3 separate regions of the Homo sapiens genome follow, and all the other regions are linked to region 1. A link is an interaction called in ENCODE POLR2A ChIA-PET data of the cell type or tissue named here. Cell type or tissue: GM12878. All regions are shown on one strand. Region 1 has its middle 11 kb from the start of FAM177A1. Region 2 overlaps SRP54-AS1 (SRP54 antisense RNA 1). Region 3 overlaps PSMA6 (proteasome 20S subunit alpha 6).

Region 1 (2,500 bases):
GGAAGGCAAAAGGCACATCTTACATGGCGGCAAGAGAGAATGAGAACCAAGCAAAAGGGGTTTCCCCTTAAAAAACTATCAGTGCTCATGAGACTCATTCACTACTATGAGAACGGTATGGGGGAAACCGCCTCCATGATTCATTTATATACCACCAGGTCCACAGCCAAACCATATCATTCTGCCCCTGGTCCCTCCCAAATATCATGTCCTCACATTTCAAAACCAGTCATGCCTTCCCAACAGTCCCCCACAGTCTTAACTCATTTCAGCATTAACTCAAAAGTCCACAGTCCAAAGTCTCATCTGAGACAAGGCAAGTCCCTTCCACCTCTGAGCCTGTAAAATCAAAAGCAAATTAGTTACTTCCTAGATACAGTGGGGGTACAGGCATTGGGTAAATACAGCCATTGCAAATGGGAGAAATCGGCCAAAACAAAGGGGCTACAGGCCCCATGCAAGTCTGAAATCCAGTGGGGCAGTCAAATCTCAAGGCTCCAAAGTGATCTTTGCCTCCTTTGTCACACATCCATGTCACACTGATGTAAGAGGTGGGCTCCCACAGCCTTGGGCAGCTGTGCCCCTGTGGCCTTGCAGGGAACAGCCCCCCTCCCGGCTGCTTTCACAGGCTGGTGTTGTCTGTGGCTTTTCCAGGTGCACAGTGCAAGCAGTTGGTGGATCTACCATTCTGGCGTCTGGAGGATGGTGGCCCTTTTCTCACAGCTCCACTAAGTAGTGCCCCAGTAGGGACTCTGGGGGGCCTCCAACTCCACATTTCCCTTCTGCACTGCCCTAGCAGAGGTTCTCTGTGAGGGCCCTGCTCCTGCAGCAATCTCCTGCCTGGACATCCAAGCGTTTTCATATATCCTCTGAAATCTAGGTGCAGGTTCCCAAACCTCAGTTCTTGACTTGTGTGCGCTCACAGGCTCAACATCACGTGGAAGCTGCCAAGGCTTGGTACTTGCATCCTCTGAAGCCGTGGCCTGAGCTGTACCTTGGCACCCTTTAGCCATGGCTACAGTGGCTGGGACACAGGGCACCAGGTCCCAAGGCTGCACACAGCAGGGGGCCCTGAGCCCAGCCCACAAAACCATTTTTTCCTCCTAGGCCTCTGGGCCTGTTATAGGAGGGGCTGCTGCAAAGGTCTCTGACATGCCCTGGAAACATTTTCCCCACTGTCTTGGTGATTAACATTTGGCTCCTTTTTTTTTTTTAAGACAAGAGTTTCGCCCTTGTTGCCCAGGCTGGAGTGCAATGGCACAATCTCGGCTCACCGCAACCTCTGTCTCCTGGGTTCAAGTGATTCTCCTACCTCAGCCTCCTGAGTAGCTGGGATTCCAGGCACATGCCACCACACCTGGCTAATTTTGTATTTTTAGTAGAGATGGAGTTTCTTCATGTTGGTCAGGCTGGTCTCAAACTCCCAACCTCAGGTGATCTGCCTGCCTAGATACAGTGGGGGTACAGGCGGCAAGAGAGAATGAGAACCAAACAAAAGGGGTTTCCCCTTAAAAAACCATCAGTTCTCATGAGACTCATTCACTACTATGAGAACAGTATGGGGGAAACCGCCTCCATGATTCATTTATGTACCACCAGGTCCACGGCCAAACCATATCATTCTGCCCCTGGTCCCTCCCAAATATCATGTCCTCACATTTCAAACCCAATCATGCCTTCCCAACAGTCCCCCACAGTCTTAACTCATTTCAGCATTAACTCAAAAGTCCACAGTCCAAAGTCTCATCTGGGATTACAGGCATGAGCCACCGCACCTGGCAGCTCCTCATTACTTACGCAAATTTCTGCAGCCAGCTTGAATTTCTCCTCAGAAAATGGGTTTTTCTTTTCTATCACATAGGCTGCAAATTTTCTGAACTTTTGTTCTGTTTCCCTTTTAAAATGGAATACTATTAACAGCACCCAAGTCACCTCTTGAATGGTTTGCTGCTTAGAAATTTCTTCCTCCAGAGGCTGGGTGCAGTGGCTCATGCCTGTAATCCCAGCACTTTGGGAGGCTGAGGCTGGCAGATCACAAGGTCAAGAGATCGAGACCATCCTGGCCAACATGGTGAAACCCCATCTCTACTAAAAATACAAAAATTAGCTGGGCATGGTGGCATGCGCCTGTAGTCCCAGCTATTTGGGAGGCTGAGGCAGGAGAATTGCTTGAACCCGGGAGGTGGAGGTTGCAGTGAGCTGAGATCATGCCACTGCACTCCAACTTGGGTAACAGAGCGAGACTCCATCACAAAAAAAAAGAAATTTCTTCTGCCAGATACCCTAAATCATCTCCCTCAAGTTCAAAGTTCCACAAATCTCCAGGGCAGAGGCAAAATGCTGCCAGTCTTTCTGCTAAAAGATAGCAAGAGTCACCTTTACTCCAGTTCCCAACAAATTCCTCATCTCCATCTGAGACCACCTCAGCCTGGATTTCATTGTCTATGTCATTATCAGCATTTTGGTCAAAGCCATTTAACAAATCTCTAGGAAGTTCCAA
Region 2 (2,500 bases), 74 kb before region 1:
TAAAGACAGTGGATAAGAGACATGTATGTACATTACTGAAACCCCATTATAATGACAGAATAGGGGTTTTTAAAAGAAGGTGTAAACCTTCAAGGATGGGTAGAATGGGAAAGGAAATAACAGATATAAAAATTTGTTGTTAGAACAAAAGGAGAAGTGATAAGGAATTTAGGAGACCAGAGAAAATTGATTTCAAAGATAGAAGTATTGAGAGCTAAGACTCAAATCTGACTTATGCTACAGAATCTCCAAAAGGCTAATAATTGGTGGTACCAGGTGAAGTAGGGGGAAATGCTAAAAATAAGGGAATGTGGCTGAAAGTCAGATTAAGACGCAGTCAGATCCCTATTTCCCTTTCTCCTACTCCAGCAAATGAATAGAGGTTTATTCTCTGGAAATGGTTGAACCAGACAACCAGGGGATTCCAGGCCTCGCTGAAAGAAAGGGTAACGTACTGAAAACTGAGGAATTAAGGAAACATGCATGCAGAATGCTGAGAACCCTGCCTCTTCAACCCTTTTGCTCTACCACTCTGTTCCCAGTATGCAGCTTGTTATTCAGCTAGAAGATTGAAAAGGTTTTTTCTAGGCAATCAGATCAGCCCAAAAGGAAAGATCTTAAGATATTTCACTAGATATTTCCCAACTAATGAACTACCCAGCAAGATCACTCAATAGTGAAGTCCACAGTTAACAATCCCCACTCAGAACTTCAATCAGCTTTTTTGTTACTCATTCTTAAGCATGAGCAGAAAACCAAGGATTCAGAGAAAAGCCCTGTACAAAAGATGAAACAGGCCGGGCGCAGTGGCTCACGCCCGTAATCCCAACACTTTGGGAGGCCAAGGTGGGTGGATCATTTGAGGTCAGGAGTTTGAGGCCAGCCTGGCCAACATGGTGAAACCCAGTCACTACGAAAAATACAAAACTTAGCCAGGCTTGGTGGCATGTGCCTGTAATACCAGCTACTTGGGAGGCTGAGGCAGGAGAATTGCTTGAACCTGGGAAGAGGAGGTTGGAGTAAGCTGAGATCATGCCACCGCACTCCAGCCTGGGTGACAGAGCAAGACTCTGTCTCAAAAAAAAAAAAAAAAAAAAAAAAGAAAGAAAGAAACAACAACAAAAACAAATGAAAAAGGAAAAATTGAACCTTGGAGGCTAGTTGGATTTCAACAGATACAATAAAAAACAATCCTAGAATCCCTTTCTGTTAATTTTAAGATACCTCAAATCCATTTGTTTATAGCTTTAAGGAAGGAAACTGTTAAGGTTTCTAAAAGTCATAAGGTGGTATAAAAATACCAGGTGTGGCTGGGCGCGGTGGCTCACACCTGTAATCCCAGCACTTTGGGAGGCCGAGGCGGGCGGATTACGAGGTCAGGAGATTGAGACCATCCTGGCTAATATGGTGAAACCCGTCTCTACTAAAAATACAAAAAATTAGCCAGGCATGGTGGTGGGTACTTGTAGTCCCACCTGCTCGGGAGGCTGAGGCAGAAGAATGGTGTGAACCCAGGAGGCAGAGCTTGCAGTGAGCTGAGATCACACCACTGCACTCCAGCCTGGGCGACAGAGTGAGACTCCGTCTCAAAAAAAAAAAAACAAAACAAAAAAACCAAAAAACCAGGTGCAGTGACTGAGGCCTGTAATCCTAGCACTTTGGGAGGCTAAGGTGGGCAGATCGCTTGAGCTCAGGATTTCAAGACCATCCTGGGCAATGTGGTGAAACCCTGTTTCTACCAAAAAAAACACAAAAATTAGCCAGGTTGGTGGAGCACACCCGTAGTCCCAGCTACTTGGGAGGCTAAGGTGGGAGGATCGTCTGAGCCCAGGGAGGGACCCTGTCTCAAAAAAAAAAAAAAAAGGTATAAAAAAAGTTTTATCTATTTATTTATTTGAGACAGAGTCTTGCTGTGTTGCTCAGGCTGGAGTGCAGTGGCATGATCTCAGCTCACTGCAACCTCCGCTCCTCGGGTTCAAGCAATTCTCCTGCTTCTGTCTCCCAAGTAGCTGGGATTACAGGGCAGGCGCCACCACACCTGACTAATTTTTGTATTTTTAGTAGAGACGGGGTTTTGCCACATTGGCCAGGCTGGTCTCAAACTCCTGACATCAGGTGATCTGCCCGCCTTGGTCTCCCAAAGTGCTGGAATTACAGGTGTAAGCCACCAGGCCAGCCTCAGAGTTTTTATTTTTTTAAAAGACAAAGTCTAGCTGTTATCCAGGCTGGGCTGCAGTGGCATGACTGTAGCTCAATGAAGCCTCAAACTGCTGGGCTAAAGGAGTCCTGCCTCAGCCTCCCAGGTAGCCGGGACTTACTGGTGTGTGCCACCATACTTGGCTAATTTTTTTTTTTTTTTTTTTTTTTGTGGGGGAGAGATAGTTTCTCAGGCTGGTATTGAACTCCTGGCCTCAAGCAATCCTCCCACCTTGGCCTGCTAAGGTGCTGGAATTATAGGCATGAGGCATTGCACCTGGCCAAAAAGTTTTTATCGGGTTGC
Region 3 (2,500 bases), 260 kb after region 1:
CACTCCTGGCTAATTTTGCAGTTTTAATAGAGATGGGGTTTCACCATGTTGGTCTGGCTGGTCTTGAACTCCTGACTTCAGGTGATCCACCCACCTCGGCCTCCCAAAGTGCTGGGATTACAGGCATGAGCCATTGCGCTCGGCCTGAAATATTTCTCTTAATGTACATATGCAGGTTGTATGTGTGTGCATGTATTCATTTGTTAAAAATTGTAGAACACCTAGCTTTGTAATCTATTTTCAGGAATTGCCCAAGTTACTAGAGGGAGGAGGTGCATTGTAGGGGGAATGGGACTGAGGCCCTAGTTGGCCAAATTCAGCCTGGCTACTTGTAGGCCCTTCTCTTCTGTTTGCTGATCCTTTGCTGGATAGGTCTGGCAAAGGAGAAGAGGAGTGGTCATTTGGATTTGCTTGACAGGTGTATGTGAGCACTGCCTGGTTGCTACAAAGAAGGGAGCGTGCTGATAGGGAACTAGAAAGAAATGGACTGGTGGAGACATACTGAAAATAAAATGTAGAAGTGTCATTGTGTATTGAAGCCAGAATTCCTGAGTTCAAGTCCTTACTGCATACCAACTCTAAGAACTTTTTATCTGTAAAATAAAGATAATAACCACCTACCTTATAGGGCTTTAAGGATTTAATTAGTTAATAAATGTAAAGCATTTAAAACATTGCCCGGTATATATAGTAAGCACTCAATGTTTTCTGGGTGTTTGTTTGTTTGTTTGTTTGTTTGTTTTTGAGACAGTCTCACTTGGTCGCCCAGGCTAGAGTGCAATGGCGTGATCTCAGCTCACTGCAACCTCTGCCTTCTGGGTTCAAGTGATTCTCCTGCCTCAGCCTCCCGAGTAGCTGGGATTACAGGCGCCTGCCACCATGCCCGGCTAGTTTTTGTATTTTTTGTAGAAACAGGGTTTCACTATGTTGGCCAGGTTGGTCTTGAACTCCTGACCTCATGATCTGCCCACCTCGGCCTCCCAAAGTTCTGGGATTACAAGCGTGAGCCACCATGCCCCGCCTTCAATTAGTATTTTCTGTAGGGGATACTGTCAAGAAGAAACAAATGGCTGATGTAAATGGAGTCAGAAATTTCACAAATGACTGAGAAGTACTTACCATTTGCCTCTTTTGCAATTTAAAAAATATTCTTATTTCAAAGCAGTATTTCTCAACCCAGGCTTCTCATGCCCTCTTTGAATCTGATTTGAAATTCAATGCATGTGTGTGCATGCATACACATACATACATGTGCATATCTACATAAATACATATATAACTACACAGAAAAAGTGATGGGATCAAATACTGCTGTATTTTCAAACCTCATATTCCCCCTCTCTTTCCCCCTCCCCCAGTGCCAAGATTTCTAATGACCCCACCCCCTTGAGGAATCACTGTTCTAAAGAGTAAAAGGTTAGGAGGCACTTTATAGTGAACCACACATCTCAATTATGTAGCCTACAAGTTTAGGGAAAAGCAAATAAGTAGCTTCAAAAAAATCTTAACAAAGTTTTTTTTTTTTTTTTTTTTTTTTTTTGCCACACAGCATTGAAATTGAATATGAATATACTTTCTTTGTCCCAGTAGAACATCCCGTTTTATTTTTATTTTTATTTTTTTGGGGGGGATTGAGTCTCGCTCTGTCACCCAGGCTGGAGTGCAGTGTTGCAATCTCTGCTCACTGCAAACTCCGCCTCCTGGGTTCACGCCGTTCTCCTGCCTCAGCCTCCTGAGTAGCTGGGACTGTAGGCGCCTGCCTCCGAGCCCAGCTAATTTTTTATATTTTTAGTAGAGACGGGGTTTCACCGTGTTAGCCAGGATGGTCTCAGTCTCCTGACCTCGTGATCCGCCTGCCTCGGCCTCCCAAAGTGCTGGGATTACAGGCGTGAGCCACCGTGAGGCCTGTTTTTTAATAACTCATAGAATATGTATCTCTCAATTCATTTTTATTTTTCAAGCCCACGTTTATATGGGAGAAAATCATATTTACATCCCGAAACTCTACAGCATTCTAAACAAAATTATGGGTGGAAAAAGTCTTGAGTTACATTTCTAATAATTGGTAGGACCTCAGAATCACCTGTAAATGCTTTGCAACACCTGATGAGTGACATAAAGGGAATATATATCTCTGCTGTTGTTCTCACAGCCTGAGCTGTGTACAGTGTGAGCCATTGTCTTGCATCGTGTGCCTGTCCTGAACATTTTGCCACCGTGCCTTTTATGTTTAGCCACTGTATTTTTCTAGTATACAAATGAATCCCAGAGAAATTGAGGAAGTGTTGGGGAAAATGGTAGGGAAGGAAACAAAGCAAATAAGATATTACTATGGAAATGACATTTCTACATACAAAATAACTGTTGATACCATTTTGTTTGAGCAAGGAAGCAATTTACTTCCTAACCTAATGGTTTGTTGTTGGGTTCAACCATGAAACTGCTGGTCTTTGACTAATTTTTAACCTGTAAAAATGGCAGTTTCGTGTGGTTCAATCTA

What was found. Peaks named below come from ENCODE experiments on the same cell type or tissue, not always from the same donor. Only the 100,000 strongest peaks of a DNase experiment are listed, where the experiment ranks them.
Region 2: POLR2A ChIA-PET joins it to region 1 with 5 read pairs; 7 of 35 experiments call an interaction of 5 or more read pairs at or near these places.
Region 3: POLR2A ChIA-PET joins it to region 1 with 6 read pairs; 17 of 35 experiments call an interaction of 5 or more read pairs at or near these places.

The regions. Positions count from the first base shown.
Region 1 is chr14:35,033,601-35,036,100 of GRCh38, forward strand. No RefSeq gene overlaps it. Among named protein-coding and RNA genes, the nearest start is that of FAM177A1, 11 kb to the right of the region's middle. In GM12878, no CTCF peak of the experiment used is centred here; a DNase peak (open chromatin) is centred at 1,538.
Region 2 is chr14:34,959,787-34,962,286 of GRCh38, forward strand. All of the region lies in intron 2 of SRP54-AS1 (SRP54 antisense RNA 1), which reads right to left. Among named protein-coding and RNA genes, the nearest start is that of SRP54-AS1, 22 kb to the right of the region's middle. In GM12878, no CTCF peak of the experiment used is centred here; no DNase peak of the experiment used is centred here.
Region 3 is chr14:35,295,607-35,298,106 of GRCh38, forward strand. The region is part of intron 1 of PSMA6 (proteasome 20S subunit alpha 6); the gene reads left to right. The region is part of intron 9 of PRORP-PSMA6 (PRORP-PSMA6 readthrough); the gene reads left to right. Among named protein-coding and RNA genes, the nearest start is that of PSMA6, 4.5 kb to the left of the region's middle. In GM12878, no CTCF peak of the experiment used is centred here; no DNase peak of the experiment used is centred here; H3K4me3 peaks cover 2,008 bases.